2 separate regions of the Homo sapiens genome follow, and region 2 is linked to region 1. Evidence: chromatin contacts called from ENCODE Hi-C data. All regions are on one chromosome and are shown on one strand. The core of a region is the stretch at or near the end of the contact, and the rest is flanking DNA. Distances in the headings are between cores, read along the strand shown.

Region 1 (3,768 bases), core at 736-3,235:
AGATGTAGTTGTGTGTGTGTGTGTGTGTGTGTGTGTGTGTGTGTGTATATATATATAAAGTTGTTTATATAAATATATTTTATACGTGTGTGTGTATATATATATTTTTCTTGTATGAAGGCTTGATAACTCCTATATGGGTTAAGCTATTGATCCGAAGGAGCCAAAGAAGGCTCTAATCTTGGGTCGAATACTAAATTTTATGTGATGCTACCAAGCCATATCTTTTTTTATATATATGTTTTCTTTTTTTTTTAGAGGCGTTTTAGTTTCACAGCAAATTTGAGAGGAAGGTACAGATATTTCCCATATCTCTCCTACCCCCACAAACCACAGCTTCCTCAATTATTAACATCCCTCACCAGAGTGATACATTTGCTACAATTGATGCACCTACATTGATGTATCATAATCAACTAAAGTCCATAGTTTACATTAGGGTTTGTTCATATTTTGGCTTTTTTTATCAATAGTTTCTGGGGATCAGGAGGTGTTTGGTTGCATGGGTAAGTTATTTAGGTGTGATTTCTGAGATTTTGGTGCACCCATCACCCAAGCAATGTACGCTGCAACCAATATGCAGTCTTTCGTTCCTCAACCCCTCCTAAGCTTCCCCGCAAGTCCCCAGAATCCATTATATTATTCTTGTGCCTTTGTATCCTCATAGCTTAGGGAGCTATAGTTTTCAATTATTATATAATTTTATCTTCTGTAAGATACAAGATTTACCCAAGGAATCCCTACTTCAATTAAGAACTCTGGTGCCCGAAGGAGAGGCTTATCCTATCTCTCTCCACCTCACTTCCGGTTTGTTAGAATCTGGATTTGAGTGCTGCTTCCTGTGCCAAGCCGACTTGATTTGTACAACCCAAAGGTCAGGGCAGCAAAGCCAGGGGAGCTGTTTCTTCCTAACTTCAAGAACTCATGGGAATAGGTACATTAAAAACAGAGTTATTCCCAGTTCTCTTTGTTGCTTAAACAGATTGGCTTTTCACTAGTATGTTCTGTGCTAATAGTTGTAAGATATCACAGGTAACAAAATCATAATTAAAATGATGTGTGTGAAGATAATGTTGGTGAAAAAATGCACATAAAGCTATACAGTGCGAGAATGACCAAAATCAAAGGCATTTTTTTCCCCTTTTGCCAGGGAGACATGTATAAATTCAACTACACTCAAGTAAACATGCTTATAGAAAGCCTAACGCCCAAGATAGGCACACTTCCTTAAAAAGGAGCAGGTTAAGGGGACATGGTACCTATTTAATCCCTATATTGTGCCAGGCAGTTAGACTCTTTCACTGGGCTATCTCCTTTAATCCTCCCAACAACCCTGAAATGAATGTATTGTTTTAAAGTAGGGATGGAATTATTTGAGATGATGCAAATAAGATACCAAGTCGAGTGCCCAGAACATAGTAATTGTTCAAGAATATGTTGCTTAATGTCCACAGAGATTCAACGACTTGCGTATGATCACACGTCTAAGGAGAGGCAGAACAGGGATCCCATGCAGACAGATTTGGGCCCAAGATCACTCATACACTCGTGGTGCTACCAAGTCACATTTTTTTTGCAGGAAAGACAAAAGACAACCTTGATTTATTATTATTATTTTATAAATGACCTGGAATTCACATTCCCCAGGGCCAGTCTTGTCTCTGGCCTTTTTTGTTAGTTTTTCCCTTATTCTCTAGTTATCCATTCTAATTAATAAGAGACTACCATATAGTCCCCTTTTTCGCCCCTTGCCCAGCTCAAAGTCTGAAAGGAAACATGAGAACTCAGAAGACACTGGAAGACGTCACTATTACGGGCCTTTCCCAAGCCCCATACTAGTGAGTCCTTCTCTCCGTTGTGACTCACACCCCATCACCCTCCCTCCTCCCAGGACAAACAGCGTTATGACTCACTGTGGCTTCTGACAGCCTTAAAAGAACCATGAACTTGAGCCCAACCCTTGAAGGTCAAGGAGTACTATCATTCTTTAAGCCACACCACTGTGCACATGCTTTTTCCTTTAGCCAAGGGGAACTCCATGCCTCTGTGGGTTTTTCCCTTTAGACTAATATCTTTCTTCTTGGTTCCACCCTGAGAGGATTGTCAGTCAAGGGGGGTGTTTTTGGGTTTGAGATCAGCTTACAAAAGCTCCAGGGCAGAGACCTTAGTTGAATTCTGGGGATTTACAAAAGAATCAGAGACTGGGGAAGCCAAGTCTTCTGTCAAGTGAAGCTTATCAGGAATAATTCTAGTAAAAGCAGGGACCCCTCAGTGCTGTGTCATTATGGGCCTCTGGGCCTGTGGCTTCATGGGCAGGAGATAATTAGCAGACAGCTCATCCTGGAGGAAAGCAGAGAATGAGCCTTGGAACTAGTTCCCCTGCCTCCAGTTTGGCTTCTGTCCAGCTTGCCCCATCATCATGTCATGCTTACACTAAAGATCTTTAATGCTTCCCTTTCATCTCTATTTAACAAGGGGAAGAATATTTTTATAGCGTAAATGGAAAGGAAACAAGAAACACCTCTTCTACTATGCCTCCCTGCTTTACCTGACAACTGCTCCTGGTTCTCCAAGGCTCAGCTCTGCTGTTGCCTCTTCTGATTTGCCAAGTGGGGCTAGTTGCCTGCTCTGTGCATCTGCTACACACCTTGAACTCCTTCTAGCCCAGCCCTAACGCACTGTACTTTGGTTTTGCATTTAGTCATCTAGCTTCCCAACCATGCCATGAACTCCTCAACGGACAGGGCCTTGTTAGCACTAGTGGCATAGTAGGCATTCAAAATGATGGGCGCTGTAGCAGGGTGGTTGAGAAACTTATCTGTGTCTCATTTGATGCCATAGAGTTACTGGAAATGAAGGAAAGGCGTTCCTTCCTCTCCTAGCAAAGTTAACAAGTCTGTGTTACTAAGATCTGAATTTTCTTTACTCTTCATGAAAGAAGTTAATAGCCTTTTTGAGTTTCAAGGATGGGGGAAAAAAAAAAAGAAAGAAACAGGCAAGCCTCTCCCCAACTCAGTTCTAATCCCACAACATTTTTCTTTTTTGCTTGAAGGTACAGACCCATTGAGGTATAGTCTAAAGTAGAGAGGGACTTTTTCAAGATTTGAAGACAGTGGAGGCATAATCAGTGAGTTGGTTAGGTCTTCAGGGACTGGGTCAAGGGCATGGTTGTGGGAGTGTTCAGTGAGTTGCTCCAGCTGGAAGATGGGTTCCTAGAAGGAGGTGCCTTCATGGGGGCCTGGGAGGGCTGAGTACTGAGTGTGGTGGCCTCAGAAACCCTGTGGCTGAGCTGATACAGAGGACGGGGGGCTGCTAGCATCGTCACTCATTTTTTGGTGGTCTATGCCAACTGAGTAAGGACTTACATATAGCAGCAGCACTAGGGATGGGAAATGAATGCTGAGGCTGTTGTTTCCTTACTATCCCACTCTCTATTTACCATTTTCCTGAAACTGGTAAACTCTGGCATACTTACATGACCCAAATGAAAGAGACAGATTCCAAAAAGATAAAAAAAAAGATTAAAACTTTCTTGGAGTACCTTTGCATAGCAAAGAAGCCTTGTGAACAAAGAAAGCAGATCACTAGCCTAGGACATAAGTCAGCTGGAATGAGAAAGGTTTCAATCCAATAAGCATATGCCATTGGCCCTCTGTATCTGTGGGTTCCACATTCGTGGATTCAGCCTACCATGAATCAAAAATATTTGAAAAAATAAAGGATGGTTGTGTCTGTACAAACTTTTTTCCTTGACATTATTTCCTAAAC
Region 2 (3,768 bases), core at 772-3,271, 690 kb after region 1:
TTCTATTCTGTCGTCATTTCATTACCTCTTCCATGTAGGTTACAAGCCACTAGCCCGTCTCTTAGAACCTCTCATTTCCTTTCCATCATGGAAATCTATCCTCAAGGAGATCACTTCTCAGTGTGCCATCTGCTATTCTACTACCCCTCAGGGATTGTTCGGGCCTCCTCCCTTTCCTACACATCAGCTCTGGGATTTGCCCCTGCCCAGGACTGGCAAATTGACTTTACTCACATGCCTCGAGTCAGAAAACTAAAATATCTCTTAGTCTGGGTAGATACTTTCACTGGATGGGTAGAGGCCTTTCCTACAGGGTCTGAGAAGGCCACCACAGTCATTTCTTCCCTTCTGTCAGACATATTTCCTCAGTTTAGCCTTTCCACCTCTATACAGTCTGATAACAGACCAGCCTTTATTAGTCAAATCAGCCAAGCAGTTTTTCAGGCTCTTAGTATTCAGTGAAACCTTTATATCTCTTACAGTCCTCAGTCTTCAGGAAAAGTAGAACAGACTAATGGTCTCTTAAAAACACACCTCACCAAGGTCAGCCACCAACTTAAAAAGGACTGGACAATACTTTTACCACTTTCCCTTCTCAGAATTCAGGCCTGTCCTCGGAATGCTACAAGGTACAGCCCATTTGAGCTCCTGTATAGATGCTCCTTTTTATTAGGCCCCAGTCTCATTCCAGACACCAGACCAACTTAGACTGTGCCCCAAAAAATTTGTCATCCCTACTATCTTCTGTCCAGTCATACTCCTATTCACCGTTCTCAACTACTCATACATGCCCTGCTCTTGTTTACACTGCCGGTTTACACTGTTTCTCCAAGCCATCACAGCTGATATCTCCTGGTGCTATCCCCAAACTGCCACTCTAAACTCTTGAAGTAAATAATCTTTGCTGGCAGGACTACGCTGAATCTCCTTAGGCACTCTCTAATCAGATGTCCTGGGTCCTCCAATTCTTAGACCTTTTATACCTGTTTTTCTCCTTCTCTTATTCCATTTTTTAGTTTTTCAATTCATACAAAACCGTATCCAGGCCATCACCAATAATTCTACACGGCAAATGTTTCTTCTAACAATCCCACAATATCACCCCTCACCACAAAATCTTCCTTCAGCTTAATCTCTCCCACTCTAGGTTCCCACGCCACCCCTAACCCCGCTCAAAGCAGCCCTGAGAAACATCGCCCATTCTCTCTCTCCATACCATCCCCCCAAAATTTTCGCCACCCCCCACACTTCAACACTATTTTGTTTTATTTTTCTTATTAATATAAGAAGGCAGGAATGTCAGGCCTCTGAGCCCAAGCCAAGCCATCGCATCCCCTGTGACTTGCACGTATATGCCCAGATGGCCTGAAGTAACTGAAGAATCACAAAAGAAGTGAAATTGCCCTGCCCCGCCTTAACTGATGACATTCCACCACAAAAGAAGTGTAAATGGCCGGTCCTTGCCTTAAGTGATGACATTACCTTGTCAAAGTCTTTTTCCTGGCTCATCCTGACTCAAAAAGCTCCCCCACTGAGCACCTTGTGACCCCCTACTCCTGCCCACCAGAGAACAAACCCCTTTTGACTGTAATTTTCCTTTACCTGCCCAAATCTTATAAAACGGCCCCACCCCTATCTCCCTTCGCTGACTGTCTTTTCGGATTCAGCCCACCTGCACCCAGGTGAAATAAACAGCTTTATTGCTCACACAAAGCCTGTTTGGTGGTCTCTTCACATGGACGCCCCTGAAACATTTATCTCATCATTTGTTACCGAGCAACAATTCAAAACAACAATGCAGTGTCTGAAAGGAATAATTCATGGGGCTTTAAAACAATGAGAGAAGAAAAAAGGAGAATACAGTACATAGAATACAAGATGTATTGTTCTGAGGCAAGTCTTGGATATCATCTATTTCTACATTAGGTGTGTCTCAAGAGTCCAAAGCTTCTTGCTAATCTGATGACTCCCCACAACATCCTGGTATTATCATTCCATTTTTTTGAAACCTGAGCAAACTGAACCACAGAAAAATTGAGTGAATTGAGAAGGTCACGTGGAAGTCAAGCCCAGAATAGAACTGATGTCTGCTGGTTTCCCATCCAGTCATGACCCTTCCCAATACACATTATTTGAAGCAGTCTGGTCAGCAGTGGCTAACGGCTTTAATATTTTTGAACCATTAATTTTTTTTTTCTGAGTAACATTCCTGGCAAGCTTGCTTATTTTCCAGGGTGAGAGATATGTCTGAAAATAAAGTTAATGGACAATGTTGATTGTCACCCTAAAAAAAATAGCCTTAAAGCAGTGAATGGATTTTAACTTAAAATGTGGATTTTTAGGTTGCATTTAAATTTATATAAATGTCATACTAATATCGTGCATCTTGAAAAATAGAAAGGTTGAATGAAAAATATTGAATATCAAGGTAAGAGTTTTTGAAAAGGTTACAAAACCTGGATTCAGAATAACAGCAAGGCCTTTGGCAATGAGCTTGAATTCTTGCCAGGAAATGTAGTTCATCTTGGCATCCTGCCCTGACCTCACAATCCTGGGCATTGGCTTATATCTCGTGCTTCAGCCAACTCATTTCCTCCAGCCGAATCGATGACTTTCTAATAGCTGAGCATCCTGCTCTGAATCACTTGCAAACCACTAAGATACACTTTCTCTGTTTATTTTCTGACTTGAGACAGAGAACAGCAAGGTCAGTTGATTCTTTCAATGATTGCTCTTAAAATAAAAACTTTCACTGCAGTCGTTTGAACTTTTGAAAACCAATGTCCAATAATACAGCCATTTCAGCAAATTCAGTTGCTCATGATTTCATAGTTTTTCTATAGCTTTATCATCTCTATCTCTATGTATATCAATACATATATTAATGCATCAGTAATTAGTTAATGGGTATGTACTTTTATGTCTGTCAACCATAGTGCCTTATGCCACATAAATACTCAATGGATGCTAAAAAAAAAAAATGCATATAAAGGTAATAAATTGTTCTTTTGCAATTAGAGAGTTATTTTCATGCCAGCTGGAATGTTCATATTAAAATCAGAATAATCATGTATTTATCATTTGATGGGAAGAAGAAAAGTTTCACTAATTGGAAAGGAGCTTGTCTGAAAGCTGTGGAAGACAACATTGAATGGGCTTGTTAGGCACAGAACATAATCTTGATGTTGTAAGAGAATACGAGCAAAAGAATGGAGAGAAAACAAGTCACCATGTGAAAGTTTTAGTGTAAAATTGCAGTAGGAAATAAATTCACTGCTCACAATCTTCTTGATAGCCAACATTTTCATAAGCTTTTCCACCGTCATCGTCAACGTCATCACCATCTTACGACTATAGGTCAAAGAAAACTAGCCAAACTGGCAATCAACAAGTCAGGAAATTGGAACATCAATGTTATTATCAGTTAGCATTAGTAGGATTTCGTAGTTGATGTGTGTTTAAGACCACTTTTACATCAACTGAGACAAGACTGCTTACCTTCTCAGGATTTTAAATATCATAAAGTATGTGGCAAATAATCTGCCTTTGGGCACTTTATTTTCAGATTTACTTAGTCATCATGTACTTTGTGTGAATGTGATGAATTCGAAGACATGAACGAAAGGCTAGATTAAACTGCTGACTAACCATGAAGAAAATGGTCAAAGTATGTAGTAAAACCAGTTTATCTCTCTATTTTAAAGCCATGTTATCTTTAACTTAGTTGCTGTTGGAAAAACAAGATGCTTTTTTCAGATGCCAGTCCCT

What was found. A loop is a pair of places that touch in the nucleus more often than their neighbours do. Pooled maps may share reads with other maps.
Region 2: a loop to region 1 is called in a map of GM12878, with 3 times the contacts of the local background. The contact joins two enhancer-like sites. A Hi-C loop is called at or near these places in 1 of 168 maps with a recorded cell type or tissue (GM12878), 9 of 37 single-sample maps with no recorded cell type and 7 of 50 pooled maps.

The regions. Positions count from the first base shown.
Region 1 is chr4:14,854,753-14,858,520 of GRCh38, reverse strand. All of the region lies in intron 2 of LINC00504 (long intergenic non-protein coding RNA 504), which reads left to right. Among named protein-coding and RNA genes, the nearest start is that of LINC00504, 32 kb to the left of the region's middle. RefSeq lists enhancers at 1,806-2,185, 1,381-2,580. Within about 2 kb of position 1,985, at least 10 of the 41 ENCODE cell types and tissues checked have a DNase peak (open chromatin) inside an H3K27ac peak, as active enhancers do.
Region 2 is chr4:14,167,929-14,171,696 of GRCh38, reverse strand. The region is part of intron 1 of LOC124900670 (a long non-coding RNA gene); the gene reads right to left. Among named protein-coding and RNA genes, the nearest start is that of LINC01085, 58 kb to the right of the region's middle. RefSeq lists an enhancer at 1,001-1,572. Within about 2 kb of position 2,021, at least 4 of the 41 ENCODE cell types and tissues checked have a DNase peak (open chromatin) inside an H3K27ac peak, as active enhancers do.